Linked DNA regions of Mus musculus: regions 1 and 2 are each linked to region 3. The links are chromatin contacts, found by Hi-C or POLR2A ChIA-PET in ENCODE. All regions are on one chromosome and are shown on one strand. Each heading gives the region's core, a stretch centred on a gene start or an enhancer-like site at or near the end of the contact. The rest is flanking DNA. Distances are from core to core; before and after follow the strand shown.

Region 1 (2,703 bases), core at 58-2,557, 39 kb before region 3:
GCTGCAGCCCATCCAGCGAAGAGAAGGACCCACAAGGAAAGACCTGACTCTCCTTCCTCCCCATGTGGTTGGCCTGGCCCCTTCATGCCCTGCAGAAGCCCAGAGATTCCCACAACCCTCTACAGGCAGTGATTTGCAGAGAGAGGGAGCTGTGGGGGTAGAAGGCTGGTTCTGGGGCTGCATGGGGGATTTCAAGTCTTTGTTTCAATCAGGAAGACCCGTCCCAAAACTTCCCAGTGTCTCTTTTGCTGTATTTGTAGGTTTTTGTTTTGTTTTGTTTTGTTTTGTTTTTGAGGTGGAGTTTCACTATATTGTCCTCCTGCCTCAGTTTCCTGGGACGCTAGACTAACAACAGGTATGCCACAGGCAAGCACCACTACCCCAGGCCTTTCTGGGGTAAGAAGGGTTTGTGCATGCTGTGGTGGAGGACATCCTGGACAGGGACCTACCACCCAGAGATGCCCCAGCCCATATAAGACCCTCTGAGTCTGGGAATTAGTTTTCTCCTTTCCCCTGGTCTCTGGGATGCAATCTAGGGTCTCTCACATTGCTAGGCAAGTGCTCTGTCATTGAGCTGCAATGCACTCCCTGCTGGTCACTTGGCTAGAGTTCACAGGACAGGGTGTTCCCTAAGGGCCTTTTCAGATCATTGGTTGGTGCTTCCACTGATTAATTCTGCAGAGACCTCCTACCGCATAAATGCTCTCACCTCCACAGAAGCAGCCCCTGGCCACAACTGCAAAGGGGGATCAACCGGTCCTCCCGAAGAAAGCAGCAGAGCCTGTAAATTGAGGCTACTAATTTGGAAGTTATGTCCTCCTGTGCAACTTGGCGCCGGTAGGAAGTATAAGTAACGAACACAGATGAGTTTAGGTAATTTCCTCCTCGACGTGTTGGTGTCCGAGGCGGATACAGCTAGGGCCACCTTACCCTTCGGGTTATACCCGTGACCTTGAGTATGTTTAACCAGCCGAGTGGCTGGACGCTGGCCCTGGCTAGTAAACCACGCCCGCGGCCTACGCACGCTTGTGAAACTTGAAACCCGAAACTGCCCTGCCCCGAGGAGAGGGGGCGGTACCTAAGGAGAGAGGGCGTGACTTGGGGGCGGAGTCATAGATAGGCAGAGCCTAGGTGCCGCGCTTGCGTAAACGCAAACTAAAGAGGTCCTCAAGGGGACGGGGCCTAGAGGGCGTTCACGCACGCGCGTTTTGGCTGTGGGCGGGACCTTGTGCCGGGGGCGGTGCCTCGGGCGGCGCGTGCGCAGGCGCGTGCTGGGCAGTGCGGGCGCGGTGCGGGGGGCGGGGCTCCGCGGCTCGGAGCTGGCCTGTGGCGAGCTGGTGTCTGGCAGGACGCGGGCTGCGGGAGGTCAGTGGCGGTCGCGGGCCGGAGCCGGTCGCCAGCACCATGGAGGACGATGACAGCTATGGTGAGTGGGGCCGGTCCGCTGCCCCTTCGTGAGCTTCCGCCTGCGCCGGTGTCCCTGGGACGGGACGCGGAGCGCCGGGTGGCGGCAGTGCGAGGGCCCGGGGGTGACTGCCCAGACGCTCGAGGGCCTGAGGGTCGCCGGGGCTGAGGGTCGCCTGGACCTTTGGGTCGCCGTGAACTGAGAGTCACCCGGGCCTGAGGGTCGCTGGGAACTGAGTGTCACTCGAGCCTGAGGGTTGCCGGGGCTGTGGGTCACCCAGGCCTGGAGGGTCACGGCAGGGGTCGCCCGAACCTGAGGGCGCCGACGGAGACGGGTGTAAAACCGGGAATTGCTTTCGGGCTCCAGGACCGAGGTTACTCGGGCCTGGGGGTCGCTGGGGCTGAGGTTTGCGAGTCTAGGGGCCCCGGAAGGGGAGTCGCCGGGGTTAGAGGGTCTCCGCGGCGGGGGTTAACCGGAGCGCTGAGGGTCATGAGGATGCTGAGGAGCCCCGGGGTGCCGAGGGGAGTCAGGGCCAGGTGACCGGGGTCGTAGTCTTTAAGACGAGTCGCCTGCTGCTTGTCACCGGGGTGGCAGACGCCGCGAGCGGCCGCGGGACTAACACGCCCGGCCGGCCTGTGTTCCCTAGTAGTTTCCGGCTCTCAGGGGTGTTAGAAGTTATGTGCCCCATCCAGCTCTTTGTTCTGAGATGAACACAAGTGGCCTGACCGGGGCCTCTGAGCCGGGGACGTCGGTCAGGTTCGTGCTACCGTCGCATTGTGAATTAGCTCCTGGTCCCCTGGTCTGTCAGTCAGGGCCTGACCACACCGGGCAAGGGGATCAAGTTTGAGCTGTTGCCTGAAGGTAGCCGGGTAATGACACCAGTCCACATCCTCCACCAGGGCAGAAGCGATTTAGACTCTCCTGGCTAACCTTGCTGCTTGTTGGCGAACAGCCAGGGCTCTGGTCCCTCCGAGGGTGTGCAGTCTCTGGAGTTGTAGAAGGTTATTTGAAATGCTTTACGTGGTTGTTAGCATTGTTTCCAGGAGGAATGGAAGAAGGAATGGCAGGTAGGGCGAGTGGTGACCTTTTACTGGTTTGGCAGGGAAGTATGGCTCAGGAACTTAACAAGCTTATACGGCTTAGTGGAGCCAAACTCCGGTGTGTTGCCTCACAGGTAACTTTGCCTCCTCACACTCTGGTGAGGAATATTAAAGTACCAAGAGGGAAGAGTGTTAGGGCTTTGCAGGGGAGCCCTTAGAGAACCCTGACCCGGTGAAGCCATGAGGATTATGGCTAAC
Region 2 (2,700 bases), core at 167-2,666, 64 kb after region 3:
AGACAGTTGGTACAGCTCCAGCACGTCCTTCTTCGGGGCTGCATAATGTTCCGTGTGTGTGTGTGTGTGTGTGTGTGTGTGCGCGCGCGTGTGTGTGTGTGTGTGTGCTGACTCTGCACACTAGTGTTCTCATGGTTATTATTACTTCAAGTGCTTCTTCCCTGTTTAAACAGAAGTTTGGGACTATATCATATATATGCACAGTATACAGAATATATGAGATAGAGGAAGGGCATGGATTTACTTTATTTTTCCTCTTTTCTTTCTTTCTTTCTTTCTTTCTTTTTTTTTTTTTTTTTTTCTGAGACAGGGTTTCTCTGTGTAGCCCTGGCTGCCCTGGAAGTCTGTAGACCAGGCTGGCCTTGAACTCAGAGATCCCCCTGCTTCTGCCTCCTCCGTAGTACTAGGCTTAAAGGTGTACACCACCACCTAGTCTTTTGCTTTTTGTTTTTTAAGATAGGGTCTCATGTAGCCCAGGGTATCCCTGAACTCACTCTGCAGCTTAGGCTAGACCCTTCTGATCCCTGATGCTCATGCTCCCACCTTGCAAGCACTGGGAATGCAGGTGACCCCAAGCCTATCTGGAGTCACTGGCCTTGTACACACGGTGTCCTCGGGAGAATCTGAGGGCCCCCGGGACTGTAGCTTGGGTCACACAGTCATACCAGGCATGCCTGCCGTCTCACCGGTCTCCAGCCTCTCAGCACAGGACTCTCAGGTGAGACAGGATGGAACCAAGCACTGTGGAGGGAAGTCAGAGGCTAGACCCTGAGTCCAGCATCACTTCCTCTGCATCTTGTTGTCCACAGCAAATCACAAGGCCAAGTTACATGCAAGGGACGTAGGCGCCCACCTCCTGTTGGAAGGCACCGCAGGTCTCGTGGTCGAGGTGCCTGCATCTTAACTTCTACTGTGGATCTCCTGCTTCTTGTTTTCCACTGGGAAGTTTGAGTCTCTTCTGCTTCTCAGACATGAGGCAGCTCCAAGTCTCTGATGTGCCAATGTTTCTTGGTGCCACCCCTCCCTGCTGTGTTCCCCAGGCCCCATTTATTCCTTGATCACATGGACACCCATGTGTGTGGGAGCCCAGGCTATCTCAGTAACGCCCAAAGCTCCATGCCCGCTGTCAGTCCTGAGGCCCTACCAGCTGCCCTGCCTTTCTCCTCCTTCCTGCTGTGTGCAGTCCCCCCACCCGTGTTCTGAAGGCTGCCCTCCAGCTACCTCCCTCCACTCCTCCTCCGGCACTCTGCCGTCTGTCCGCTGTGTATGCTAGCTTTCAGTTTGATGTTTGCTTCCTGTGAGAGCCTCTGTCACTTGCCCAGGAGCCTCAGTTTGGTGAGCTTGACATGGCAAACTCACATGGCCACGGCTAGGCAGATGTGCCCGGAGCAAAGCTGAAGGGATGGTGAAAGAGGCCAGAGCCTGTGGCGTGTAATCCATTGGTGTGTGCGTCACTCGGGATTTACTGAGCTGCGCTCCTGTGGAAACAGGAAAGAGATCTCAGTGTCACAGGGACACCACCTTCCTTGTGGTGCGTGCTGACGGAAGAGGAAGGGCGTTGCAGTGAGTCAGGCACAGCCACACGCCCAGTCATGTGTCACTGGTCCAGAAAATTACAGCAGCATAACAGCTCAGAGGATGAAGTGCTGTGGTCTTTACTCCCAGTAGGGAGCCCGGGTCTTTGCTGCTTCATTATTCTTTGTTTTGTGTGTGTGTGTGTGTGTGCACACGCATGCGTGTGCATGTGTATGTGTGCATGCACGCACATAGGTATACATGTGTGTGCATGGGTCTACATGTGTGTATATATGTGTATGCACAGTCTACATATGTGTATATGGGTATGCATGTGTGTGCATGGGTATACATGTGTGTTTGTGTGTGCATAGGTATATGTATGTGTACATAGGTATACATGGGTATGCATGGGTATACCTATGTAAGAACAACTTACAGTAGTCCATTTTCTCCACCATGTGGGTCCCAGAGATCAAATTCAGGTCATCAGGCTTAGTAGCAAGTGTCTATACCCATTGAACCACATCTCTGGTCGGTGGTCCGTTGTTACCCTTCTGAGACCATGCCTCCCATAGCCAGCTTCAAACTCACTGTGTGGTTGCGGATGACTCCTCCCTTCTGATCCCCTTTCCTCTTCCTCCCAAGGGATGGCTAGCCCTGTGGATGGGCTGCTAGGATGATGATAGTCACATACAAATAGCCCAGTGGATGGGCTGCTAGGATGATGATAGTCACGTACAGATAGCCCAGTGGATGGGCTGCTAGGATGATGATAGTCACATACAGATAGCCCAGTGGATGAGCTGCTGGGATGATGATAGTCATATACAGATAGCCCTGTGGATGGGCTGCTAGGATGATGATAGTCACATACAAATAGCCCAGTGGATGGGCTGCTGGGTGATAGTCACGTACAGATAGCCCAGTGGATGGGCTGCTGGGATGATGATAGTCACGTACAGATAGCCCAGTGGATGGGCTGCTGGGTGATAGTCACGTACAGATAGCCTAGTGGATGGGCTGCTGAGGCTAACAAGGCCAGAGCACATTTGAGTACTTTGCAAGCACTGTGTACTACACTGTCCTTAGAAATGCACTCTCAGAGAACGGCTGGTGACTGTCACCCTGACAAGCCTGCCTTCCAGCGTGTCTTCATTCATTGGTTCTTGAGGTGGCCACCTT
Region 3 (2,785 bases), core at 274-2,773:
CACACGTCAGCCTTGCCCCTTTCACCTTCTTTTAAAACATTGTCTGTCTGTGTGCATGAATGTTTTGCCTGCATGTATGTACATGCACCACATGTGTGCCTGGTATCCTGGGATGACAGAAGAGGGTATTGGATCCCCTAGAGCTGGAATTATAAATGGTCATGAGTCACCATGAGTGCTGGGGGTCAAACTAAGTCCTCTGCTAGAGCAGCAAGTGTCTAAACTGCTGAGCTATCTCCAGCCCTTTACCTCCTTTCTTGCCTGTATCAATCCGTTGCTCTCCAGCACTGCTTGTTTATTTGCCTATGTGAGAATTACTAATATAATTAACTGGGCACTGTTTTCTTAAGTGCCATAGGCTTGCTTCTAGATTAGCTATTTGAGCTGATCTGTTTATATGTAGTCCCATTAATTTGCCACTGAGCCTTCCCTTTAGGATGGAATCAAGACTCCTTAATGTGAGCCCATATTCCTCCCCTCCACGGGATGCAGTAAGGGCGCTCCCTGGGGCTCTCTGGTCTCACTGTGCCCCAGGCCTTGACTTTTGGTGAGCCCACCATCCTTAAGGCTTTTTACCTCATTGGGAGTCATTGCCCTGCCTCTCCATTTGGGAGTTGTCATTAAGTCCTGGATCCAGCTGGCCCCTCTGCAGCATCTCAGCATGTCCTTGGCATGCACAGATGCTGTGCCAGGTTGCTGCTGCCACAGGCTTGCCCGCCTCTCCCCTCTGGCAAGGCTGGGTCTGGAGCTATTTAAGTCCCAGCTCCAAGCACAGGCTGCGCCTGTGGCAGATGCTCAGCAAATGCTCAGATAAGTGAATCTGTAGGCTTCAATAGGAGAGTAAACTGCTAAGGACCGGTCAGGGACCAGGAGTGTGAACCTGGCTGTGGGCGTTGGACCTGTGCCTCATTCATGAACTCTGAGGAGCAGTTTACCAGCAGGGAGCAGTTCAGTCCTGAGCTGTCAAGTTTTTTTTTTTTTTTTTTTAAGTTTCAAAAATATCTGAAGCTATAAAAGGTACTCCAAGGGTATATAAAATCGTATTTATAGGAAAGCACACCAAGTAGAGTTGCATATAGCATCTCCCCAGTGGAACACTAGGCTAAACAGTTCACCTTAATGTTAACGTGGCCTCTGTCCTGGCCCTGCTCAGTTGCTTGCTGCATCTCCGGTGACCTGTTTCCTGGCTTTGGACAAGCAACTTGCTATGTGTTATAAGGAAGACTTCAGGTGCTGGTGCTGTGGACAAATACCTCAGATACTTCTCAGAGTGGCATGTGCGTCCATCTGATGGAACATGTTTGACTTTGTACAAAGCACGCATCAAAGCGTGAAGCTCATGCCAACCATCTACAGTGGCAGTGTTGAAGGGCTTTGCTGTGGTTTGAGCTTCACAGACCTCCCTGCTGAGCACAGCAGGGTCGACAGCACACAGCAGCCATGCACATTTTTCTTCTTAGTGAAGACACCAGTAGAAGCAAGGCCTCCGACCCTGTCTCTGAAGACAGTCAGCCTGGCCCACTGCCTGAGGCTGTCTGCCACCTGCCACCCTTCTTTGGGTGGGGTATGAAAGCCAGGCTAGCTGCAGATGCCCAGGACCCACAGGCCAGTTAGAAAGGAGACTTGGGAGGCAGAGAGTGGAATTAGATTCTAAGAGTCCAGAATTGTGGGAAGAAAGGCAGGCTTGGGTCTGGGGTATCAGGAGCCCTGTTAGCTTGCAGAGTGGTCAGCAAGGACGAAGCTGAAAACTGCAGACGAGTGATCAGGGTAGCTTGGAGGCAGTATGTATGCTCCAGTGTTCAGCCAATGTTCACATGGTTCACAAAACTTGCTGAAATGGGGAGGGAGGCTGCGTACAATTTGCTGTTGGCTACATCAGAAAAGGAGAGTTAGACCTGGAGATATCTGGGCATTTCCACCTTTCATTTTCCCTCTGGACCATGCCAATCTTCCAAAGGCACCTTTACTGAACACAGTGTTCTGGTGTCTGCTCTCCCATCTGTTTCCGGCTCAGCTCTGCTTTCCTCTTAGAATGACTCTAGTGAATGTTGCTTCTGCCCGACTGCCGGGGTCTGCAGCCTCCAGGAGTTTGTGTGATTCCAGCACAGAGCCAGGAATCAGTAGCAGCTTTACAGTCAGTTGTCTGGATCCAGGAAGAGCCTTTGCAGCTACCCAGCCAATCCCTGCTCAGCTCTACAACAGCCATTGCCACGCCCCTAGCCCTAAGAGCGGGTCTCTAATCATTGAGCACCTCACAGCCTAAGTTAACCTAAGCTGGCCTGCTGCTGCTGCTGCTGCTGCGACCCTCTCCTGGCCGTGGAGGTGGTTATCAGCTACCTCTTTGTTTCTCTGCCTATGTATGGCAGGGAGTTATGGGGGCAGGAAATCAAGTCCTGCTACCCTGCAGGTGGGCTGGTGTGGAATGACCCACCCAGCACATTCCTTCCTTTCCTGGGAAAACAAGGAAGTCATATTTTGCCTTAGCCCTGTTTTCTTCACACTTTACAGAGGACTCATGGAAGCTCAACTTACAACCTCAGAGAGAGCTGTAAGTTTCTCTCCAGAGTCAGTGGCTGCTCTGACCCCCTTCTTCTTGGTGCTTGAGCCTGTTTCTCTTTCTTCCTCTGAATCAGGATTCTAAGCAGTGTGTCCATATGAAAAGCCACCGGTGCCACCACAGCAGTGTCACCAAGCAGGAGTTTCCCTAATCATGAACAGTGCTCAAGAATGTCTCTAACACAGAAGAAGGGCTCAGACTCTGGGCAAACGAGCTGGTGGCGTTTCT

What was found. A loop is a pair of places that touch in the nucleus more often than their neighbours do. ChIA-PET counts read pairs that join two places held with the same protein, here RNA polymerase II (POLR2A).
Region 1: a loop to region 3 is called in a map of T-helper 17 cell, with 1.8 times the contacts of the local background. The contact joins the promoter of Cyth1 here to the enhancer-like site in region 3. A Hi-C loop is called at or near these places in 1 of 37 maps with a recorded cell type or tissue (T-helper 17 cell). POLR2A ChIA-PET finds 5 or more read pairs at or near these places in 1 of 5 experiments (Patski).
Region 2: a map of mature B cell shows a loop between it and region 3 (2.6-fold over the local background). The contact joins two enhancer-like sites. A Hi-C loop is called at or near these places in 7 of 37 maps with a recorded cell type or tissue (CH12.LX, T-helper 1 cell, T-helper 17 cell and 4 more).

Annotation. Positions count from the first base shown.
Region 1 is chr11:118,247,162-118,249,864 of GRCm38, reverse strand. Cyth1 (cytohesin 1) reads left to right here and starts at 1,307. Exons shown (of 14, transcript NM_011180.4): 1 at 1,307-1,426. The coding sequence starts at 1,405.
Region 2 is chr11:118,144,739-118,147,438 of GRCm38, reverse strand. No RefSeq gene overlaps it. Among named protein-coding and RNA genes, the nearest start is that of Gm38514, 8.3 kb to the right of the region's middle. Within about 2 kb of position 1,416, at least 1 of the 3 ENCODE cell types and tissues checked has a DNase peak (open chromatin) inside an H3K27ac peak, as active enhancers do.
Region 3 is chr11:118,208,312-118,211,096 of GRCm38, reverse strand. All of the region lies in intron 1 of Cyth1 (cytohesin 1), which reads left to right. Among named protein-coding and RNA genes, the nearest start is that of Cyth1, 39 kb to the left of the region's middle. Within about 2 kb of position 1,523, at least 2 of the 3 ENCODE cell types and tissues checked have a DNase peak (open chromatin) inside an H3K27ac peak, as active enhancers do.